Linked DNA regions of Homo sapiens: region 1 is linked to region 2. A link is a contact called in ENCODE Hi-C or POLR2A ChIA-PET data. All regions are on one chromosome and are shown on one strand. Each heading gives the region's core, a stretch centred on a gene start or an enhancer-like site at or near the end of the contact. The rest is flanking DNA. Distances are from core to core; before and after follow the strand shown. Region 1 has its middle 51 kb from the start of MARCKS. Region 2 has its middle 70 kb from the start of LINC02541.

What was found. Hi-C counts contacts between places; a loop is a spot of excess contacts on that map. ChIA-PET counts read pairs that join two places held with the same protein, here RNA polymerase II (POLR2A). Pooled maps may share reads with other maps.
Region 1: a pooled map shows a loop between it and region 2 (2.4-fold over the local background). The contact joins two enhancer-like sites. A Hi-C loop is called at or near these places in 1 of 50 pooled maps. POLR2A ChIA-PET finds 5 or more read pairs at or near these places in 3 of 52 experiments (GM12878, HCT116 and Panc1).

What each region holds. Positions count from the first base shown.
Region 1 is chr6:113,803,654-113,808,439 of GRCh38, forward strand. No RefSeq gene overlaps it. Among named protein-coding and RNA genes, the nearest start is that of MARCKS, 51 kb to the right of the region's middle. Within about 2 kb of position 1,623, at least 4 of the 41 ENCODE cell types and tissues checked have a DNase peak (open chromatin) inside an H3K27ac peak, as active enhancers do.
Region 2 is chr6:113,717,532-113,722,120 of GRCh38, forward strand. No RefSeq gene overlaps it. Among named protein-coding and RNA genes, the nearest start is that of LINC02541, 70 kb to the left of the region's middle. Within about 2 kb of position 1,725, at least 3 of the 41 ENCODE cell types and tissues checked have a DNase peak (open chromatin) inside an H3K27ac peak, as active enhancers do.

The sequences.
Region 1 (4,786 bases), core at 373-2,872, 86 kb after region 2:
TTTTGTTCTTGAAACTTTATGTTTCTGGTTTTAAGTTGAGGTCTATGATCTGTCTCAAATGAGTTTTTTTGTATAGAATGAGATATGGGTCAAAGTTCATTTGTTTTCTTCCATGTGGATATTCAGTTGCTCCAGCAGCATTGCTAAATCCTTTGGAAATCGACTTGGTACACTGACTGATCTTGGTTTGTTTGTTTGTTTGTTTGTTTGTTTGGAAACAGGGTCTCACTCTGTCACCCAGGCTGAAGTGCAGTAGCACCACCATGGCTCACTGCAGCCTCAACTTTTCCTGGGCTCAGGTGATCCTCCCACCTCAGCCTCCTGAGTAGCTGGGTCCACAGGCATTAGTTTAAAATTAATTAAAAATTAGTCCACAGCTAATTTTTGCATTTTTGTAGAGACAGGGTTTTACCATGTTGCCTAGCCTGGTCGCAAACTCCTGAGCTCAAGTGATCCTCCCACCTTGGCCTACCAAAGTGCTGGGATTACAGGCATGAGCCCCGCACCCAGCTTCTCTTGGTTTATTTTGTAAAGTATAATATACAGACAAAAAGGCTAAAAGTACAGTTTTCCCTTGGTATACACAGAGGACTGGTTCCAGGACCACCTGTGCATACCAAAATCTTACTCATACTCAAGTCCCTCAGTCGGACCTGCGGAACCCATGTATATGAAAAGTCAGCCCCCTCCGACTGCCAATATATGCAAGTTTCCCATCCCTCAAATATGAATTTTGTATTTTTTTAAGTGAAAGCAAGTTGATTAAGAAAGTAAAGGAATAAAAGAATGGCTACTTCATAGTCAGAAAAGCCAAATTTTGTATTTTTTATCCAAGTTTGGTTGAAAAAGATCTGCGTAAAACTGGACCCATTCAGTTCAAACCTGTGTTGTTCAAGGACCAACTGTAAAACTGAAAGCATTAATGATAGTTATTATTAAGTGATAGGATTATAAGTTGTTTTCTTGTCTTCTTTATACCTTTCTGCATTTTCTTAATTTTTGACAATAAACCTGTATTACTTCGTAATCTAAAAATATATAAAGCTTTTAAATTTTCATGTTCATTTTTTCTTTTCCTTTAGCTATAGCATAAAACCTACAAAATTATAGCTTAAAATGCACATAAATAAATGTAACTTTAAAAACTTGTAAGTTTGACTCTATACGCAAATATCTTACAGATAAGTAAGATATTTTATCTAAATGATAAAAGTACATCTGAATAAGTGGACACATTGTGAAAAGTATTCCAACAATTACTATGTATTTTAGCTCTATTTTTATATCTTTCATTTACGCTGAATAATTCTGGAAGTTCATAAAATTTGCCAAGTACAAAACTTTGAACATCGCTTTAGATATGAATATTTTGTCATTTCAATTTTGTAATAATTTACATATATATTTAAGTTCTTTCTGTGCTGGCAAAGTGTTTTTCAAAGGCCCAGAAATTCCTTTTTTTCTTGCATGGGGTTAAACACTGATCTCATAATCTTATACTCCAAACTTTAGAGACTCTTTCTTGTGAGTTCAAAAGTAAACATCAACCCCTATGTGTCTATCACAAATGGAGTCAAAATGAAAGCAGTTTTGCTGTAACATGGTATTATGCCTGAAGAGATAAATATATACTGGCAAAAGAGGAAGACAAGCTAAGAATCAACAGTAAAAATGTATAACTCATCAGTTTCGATTACAGAAATGTCACATACAACTTTCTTCTTTCTGTTTTGAATTGGTTTTGGATTCCCTGTTTCGCTTGAGGTTTAAATTTCAGCCTTAAATGATCAAACACCAGTTCTCCAGGCCTGCCTTTCTTACTTTCTCAGCAATTTAAGCCAGCTTAGACAATTCAACTTAACCTAAATTAGTCAAACATTGGAAAACTCTCAACACACCTGGCGTGTTTCAGCTGTATGACAACCTGGGCCTCAAGCTTCATTGCACTGATTTGTGGCACAACAGTTAGCAGCATGCTTGGGAAGGGAGGCCTATATCATGGGAACGTCGAGAATGGGAGTAGAGAGAGGAATCTAACAGCAGTTCTTCTGATGGACTACGTAATCAAAATATTTACTTTCACTGTACGGCTATTGTGGCACTGAAATGACACATATGTATGGTGAACCTGGGTAGAATATTAGAAAGCTGCTGTATAGGAAGCAGCATTGTCTAAAAAATATATCGAACAGAAGAAATCTAACATGGAAAAAATAGTTAATATGAATAAATACTGAGGAGGGAAAAAAGGAGTCCTGGAAAAGTGATCGCAGAACTGCAAAAATGACTATTTAGGACTGAAAGAGTTCATGTGGTAACTTTTCTGCAGCTGTGACCATTTGTCCGTATTAACAACAGACCTGTTTTGTTTTGTTTGGGGTTTTGACAAATTACAGCATCCTGTATTGTTCTCTCATCTTGTGGAAAGAAAGGGAAATGTAACTCTATAGAGTTTTATCTTGTATTTTTTATTTTCCCAAAATTCTCCTGAACTCACCGATAGGTGTAGACTAGATGCAAAAGCCTTTGAACTTCAATTGTAAAGTCAGAGGGAAAGGTTTGGTCTTGACGATTCTAAGTCAGTCACTAATGGAAATGAAAGCTGTGCACTCTGGAAACCCTGGCTCCGGTGCTGGGGGATCATGTGCAAACCATGGAATAAGTGGTCAGGCCAGAGCTCTGGAACAGCCTTCCTGTCCCTTGGCTAAGTCTCCCTTCCCCACAATTTCCACAGCTGCTTATCCCAACCCCACTTCTCTGCCTGTTTTTCTCCAACACAAATCAACACTTTAATCAGAAGTATTGAAGTTCCTAATTGGTGGAGAAGGCAAAGATACTGTACCAAGAAGTGAAACGGATAGGTTCCTCCCTGCTAGAACCAATGTAAAGTTACAAAACAACCAATTAAGAAAGGATTATATTTTTCAAAGACCAACTGATGAGATCATTGTTTCTTTTAAGCTTGAGGAGGATGATTTGGTATGATTTAGGCAAAAAGGAGAATATTCTCAGTGCTTGACCCTTGGCCTTCCAACACACACACAAACACCGTTTTTTGGTTTTTTGGTTTTAAAGAAAAAGAGTTTATGATTGGGGGAATCATTGATTTGAAGAGAACTGGACTAACAGAGTCCTTGTCTATCAGTTTCTACTCATTTGTTGTTTGTTTGTTTGTTTGTTGAGACAGAGTTTTGCTTTTGTTGCCCTGGCTGGAGTGCAATGGCGCGATCTCGGCTCACTGCAACCTCTGTCCCCTGGGTCCAAGCGATTCTCTTGTCTTAGCCTCCTGAGTAGCTAGAACTACAGTGCATGCCACCATGCCAGGCTAATTTTTGTATTTTTAGTAGAAACAGGGTTTCACCATGTTGGCCAGGCTGGTCACAAATTCCTGACTTTAGGTGATCCACCTGCCTCAGTCTCCCAAAGTGCTGGGATTTCAGGCATGAGCCACCACACCCAGCCACCTTCTACTCATTGCTATTACATGGGATCTACAGGGAGAAAGAGTTTCTGTCCCTTATTTCTACTGATGGACAACCCCTTTAGTCTTTTTTTAACAATCTCTGTAGTGGATTGTATGGTGACTCCCAACAAGGTATGTCCATGTCCTGACCACCAGAGCCTGGGAACATGGCCTTATTAGGAGAAGAGGTCTTTGCAAATGAAATCAAGTTAAGAACTTAGATGAGGTAATCTTGGACTATCCAGGTGGGCCCTAAGTGCAATGACAAGTGTCCTTATGAGAGACAGAAGAGAAGCCCATGGAAATATGGAAGCAGAGATTAGAGGGAGGAAGTCACAGGCCAAGAACAACTGGAACCACCAGCGTCTGGAAGAAGAAAAGAAAAAAATATCTCCTACAGCCTCCAGAGAGAGTAACGTGCCCTGTCAGCAACTTGATTTCAGACTTCTGGTCTCCAGGACTATGAAAGAATCAATTTCTGTTGTTTTAAAGTACTAAATTTGTGGTAATTTGTTACAGCAGCCTCAGGAAACTAATACAGTAAACTAAGGTGTTTGTTTTTGTTTTTGTTTTCAGTTTCTAATTCCACAATTTCTATTATTCATTCATTTGTTCAGTAAACAAACAGGCAATGAATGTGTCAGGCATTGGACAATGCACGAGAGATACAGAGTTGAAAAATAAATCTATTCTCAAGAGCTTTATAAACTGATAGGGAGAATCAGACATGTAAGTACAATGAAGTATTACAATGTCATTATTATGTATAGGCATGAGAAGGAAGTGACCACTGCTTCCTGGGATGGTCACAAAAGGGTTCAAAGAAGAGAGACACAGAAAAGCTGAAGAAGTGTTTGCTGGCCAAGAGGGTTAAGAATGGGAGGGAGGGAATTCTTGGAAGAGAAAGTATCATAAACAGAGGTATGGAGGTATGCAATCACATAACCTCTACAAATATTGGATGCTTTTAAGTATATCTGGTAAGATTCTACAGTAGGCCTGGTGAAAGGCAGTGCTAAAGGGTAGATAAGGAAGGGCCAGATTATTGACAGCCACATTAGTCAAGCTGAAGAGTTTGGAATGAGTCCTATGGCAAATGGGAAACCCTTAAAACTTAAGGTTTTTAAGCAGGGTGGCAACATGTCACACTTGTGTTTCAGAAAGTTTGCTGTGGTAGAGGTGGGCTGGGTGCCTTGGGGACTCAAGATCAAGGCAGGGAGATTCATTAGAAGAGTACTGATGTGGTCAAAGGAGCAGAACTAAGGCTAAACTAAGGCACAATCATGAGGCGGAGCAGAGGAATGGCAAGAAAGAGAAATTGAC
Region 2 (4,589 bases), core at 475-2,974:
ATCCATGCCTGACTAATTTTTTTTGTATTTTTATTAGAGACAGGGTTTCACCCTGTTGCCCAGGCTGGTCTTGAACTCCTGGACTCAAGCAATGTGCCCACCTCGGCCTCCCAAAGTGCTAGGATCACAGCCATGAGCCACCGCATTTAGCCTAGGCATACTTCAAATGGCTGCATTGTATGGTATGTGAATTATATCTCAATAAAGCGTGTAAAAGACTCTCCATTCAAAATAGGGAAAAATTTTCAATTCTATTTGCACAAAAGGGGTCACAACAAATGTCCTTATTCTTAGTGGATACAGCCCATTCCTTTCTCTCTAAGTATTTTCAGTCAAAGCAAAACTTTTGGTCACTTGAGACTCAGAGATTTTCTTTAGAAAACACTGATTTAGGTCTCCTAAGGAAAAGAGACCAGGCACTGTGGCTCATGCCTGTAATCCCAGCACTTTGAGAGGCCGATGTGGGCAGATCGCTTGAGGTCAGGAGTTCAAGACCAGCCTGGCCAAGATGGTGAAACCCCGTCTCTACTAAAAATACAAAAATTAGCCAGGTGGGGTGGCGGGTGCCTGTAATCCCAGCTCCTTGAGAGGCTGAAGCAGGAGAATTGCTTGAACCCAGGAGGCAGAGGTTGCAGTGAGCTGAGATCACACCACTACACTCCAGCCTGGGCTACAAAGTGAGACTCTGTCTCAAAAAAAAAAAAAAAAAAAAAAAAAAGGAGAAGGAGAAACTAAAAATAAATATATAATTATGAAGTGTTTCTTTCTATCTAGCTTAATAATCCTACCTTTGTTTTTAGAAAATAGTGAAATAACTCGATTCCATCATTGTTCTTCAATCTCTTTTTTCCCTTCCTCTTGCACTCTCTTCCCTGGAATAATAAGGGTCTTTCTTGAGATGCTCCTGGGGAGGAGAACAGAGCTTTTGTGTGGGCTCCCCAGTTAGTTCAGTGCTTACCTCAGTCAGGGTGTTCTTGTTACCTGCATTCAACAATGTCACACTAAGGTATGAGGGACTAGAAGGGTTACAATGAGTTAACATTCCCAGAGATGGTCCTGTTTGGAAGGGTTTGCTCATTAATTCAAACGGATAAATCTTGGGGGCAGGAGGGTCTGTAGTGGTGGGGCTGGATTTGTCCAAATTAATTTTGGTCAGATGGGATTTTCCATCTACCTCAAACGTAACCACAATAAACTACGTCTGTGTCTGAAGCCATCACCATCTATCTTTCCTTTGGAGTTTCAATCTTTCATTTTATGAGGACACCACTAAGATGGACGATGTATGATGTATCCAACCTTGTCTACAAACTGCCTGATAGGCCTGAAGATGGTCATTTAGAAAATTTCTGTCACTGGAGAAACAGCAAAGCCTTTTGTAAAGCATGTGTCCATATCCTTCACTGTTTACCAAACAAGGATAGGAGGTCAAAAGTTTTTAAATTCATTTAACTCAGAAAGCACCACTTTAGTGTTTCCAAGGTTAAGAGACTTGACCACGGTTAACTGGTCAACTAATAACAAATAACAGAGCTGGAAATGGAAACTAACTCTAACTCTCCTTATTCAAATCCTTTAATTAGTACCAAGGCTTGATCTCCTTATCTGCTTGTGATGGTTGAGAAGCTAAGAAAGAGATTATATGGCTCCTAAGGCCCCTCCTAGGTTTATGACTGTAGGGATTTGACTGCAGGGAAAGTTTCATCAGAATAGTGACAAATTAGCCAACATTGCCCCACCTAAGGGTGACTCAGGGACATTCTGCTGTTTTTATCTGGAGTGATAGGGTCAATTGTCTCTCTTCTGAGGACAACATTTAATATACAAAGGCACAGATTAAAATCTTATGATCTGCCAGGTGTGGTGGCTGTCGCCTCTAATACCAGCACTTTGGGAGGCAGAGGCAAGTGGATCACCTGAGGTCGGAAGTTCGAGACCAGCCTGACCAACATGGGGAAACCCCATCTCTACTAAAAATACAAAATTAGCCGGGCGTAGTGGCACATGCCTGTAATCCCAGCTACTGGGAGGCTGAGGCAGGAGAATCTCTTGAACCCGAGAGGTGGAGGTTGCAGTGAGCCGAGATCGCACCATTGCACTCCAGCCTGGGCAACAAAAGCGAAACCCCAGCTCAAAAAAAAAAAAAAAATAAAAACTTATGATCATCATAGAAAAAAATGTCCAATGCATGATTCAGACTTGTGTAACATCACATAATGATGTCATTGTATTAGTAGCACATTCAAAATGTTTATGCAGAAGGGGTAACAATCTGGTTGTTAGCTGAGAATGGGGATCATGGCCACCTTCTCTTTCCCCAGTACCACCTTGGCAAGGTCCAATTGCATCAGGAGCATAGCAGCCACATCCTCCATTTTCTTCTTAATAAGGAGCATGAACTCTGCAATTAGCCCACCCTTTTTCCATTTTGAGTAGGATCCTTACTTCAAATAGCCTACTTCTGTCCCACCCCTTCCCTACCTATCATCTCCATCACTTATATTCATCTTCTGAGCTTCCCCACTAGTGTCCCTATCTGGTCCTGTCTTCCCTGGTTGCCTCTTCCTACCTGCACAGTTTACATTACACCCTCTGCCTCCCCATTTCTCCCTTGTGAGGTAGTTACTATTACCCTCATTTTACAGAGGAGGAAACTGCAGCAAAGAGCCAGTCTAGTGATATTGGTTTAAACAAGAGTACGCCTTTAGAAGTGAAAGAAGGGGTTGATGAGGCTGTGAAGAGCAAGAAATACTTAAAGAAGCTATCCCAAAAAGCAAGAAACGGGAAGGACACTTTCTTCCTCTTGTTTTTCCTCCAGCAAAGGCCCACTTTACCTAAAGACCTGGAACTCAAGATTCTTTTTTATTTTTTCTTCAACTTTTATTTTTAGCTCAAGGATACGTGTGCAGGATGTGCAGATTTGTTACATAGGTAAACAAATGTGTGTGATGATGGTTTGCTGCATAGATCATCCCATCAGCTAGGTATTAAGCCCAGAGTCCGTTAGCTGTTCTTCCTGATGCTCTCCCTCCCCTGACTCATGCCCCTCCGACAGGCCCTCGTGTGTGTTGCTCCCACCCCATGTGTCCATGTGTTCTCATCACTTAGCTCCCACTTACATGTGGTGTTTGGTTTTCTGTTCCTCTGTTAGTTTGCTAAGGATAATGCCTTTCAACTCCACCCATATCCCTGCAAAGGACATGATCTCATTCCTTTTTATGCCTTCATAGTATTCTTGAAAAGACTCAGTTAAGAAGTCATTGGAGCCAGGCGAGGTAGCTCACCTGTAATCTCAGCATTTTGGCAGGCCAAGGTGGGAGGATCGCTTGAGCCCAGGAGTTCAAGAGCAGCCTGGGCAACATAATAAGATCCGATCTCTACAAAAAATTTAAAAAAAAAAAAATTAGCCAGGTGTGGTGGCTCACACCTGTAGTCCCAGCTACTTGGGAAGGTGAGGTGGGAGGACTGTTTGAGCCCAGGAGGTCAAGGCTGCAGTGAGCTGTAATCACGCCACTGAACTCTAGCCTGGGTGACAGAACAAGACCCTGTCTTAATTTAAAAAGTGAAGAAAAAAAAAAAGAAAGAATTGGAGGTTGTTCTCATCATAAAAAATAAGTATGTGAGGTAATGTATATGTCAAAAAAAAAAGAAAGATCATTGGAGGTTGTTCTCACCATAAAAAATAAGCATGTGAGGCAATGTATATGTTAATTAACTCAATTTATCCATTCCACAATGTATACCTTATTTCAAAACTTCATTTTCTACATGATAAATATATACAATTTTAATTTGTCAATGAAAAATCTTAATTTTTAAAAAAATAAATTATGGGAGGAACATCTTTTATTTCACAACCCAATTTAAAATGAAGATTAGGAAATTCGAGGCTGATTCTACTTTTTATTTATTTATTTTTCTTGCATTATCAAAGAGTTTCAGATGCTGCCTTTGGCACATTTATCATAGGAGACAGAGCTACGTGCTGTTCAATTACAGTTATGTGCCTCCTGCAGTAAGTATTACGTGGAGATATAAGGAATATAGCAGACCTTGGTGATACTTTCCCAAATGAACTCCCATAAAATATAGATTTATAAATTAAAGAAGAAAACACAACACATCAACTTGTATGTGAAACCAAAATTGCACCTGATCCGTGGTCCTTAAATATTAAGTTAACAAGGATAAATTTAATCTATTAAACCCTGGGGATGATTCAACTGAGAAATAAATTTGCTTCTTCCCATCATACTACCTTTCTTTGAAAGCTGATTCTACCACTTTCAAATTGTGTAGCCTGTGCTAGTTACTTAAACTTTCTGAGCTTCAGTTTTCTTATACAGATTGAGCATTCCTTATCTGAAATGCTTGGGACCAGAAATAGTTCTGATTTTGGATTGTTTTGGATTTTGGAATATTTGCATATACATAATGTGATATCTTGGGGATGGGACCCAAGCCATTATTATTATTATTATTATTATTATTATGTTAGAAAGAATCTTGCTCTGTCGCCCAGGTTGCAGTGAAGTGGTGTGATCCTGGCTCACTGAAGCTTTGACCTCCTGGACTCAAGCAGTCCTCCC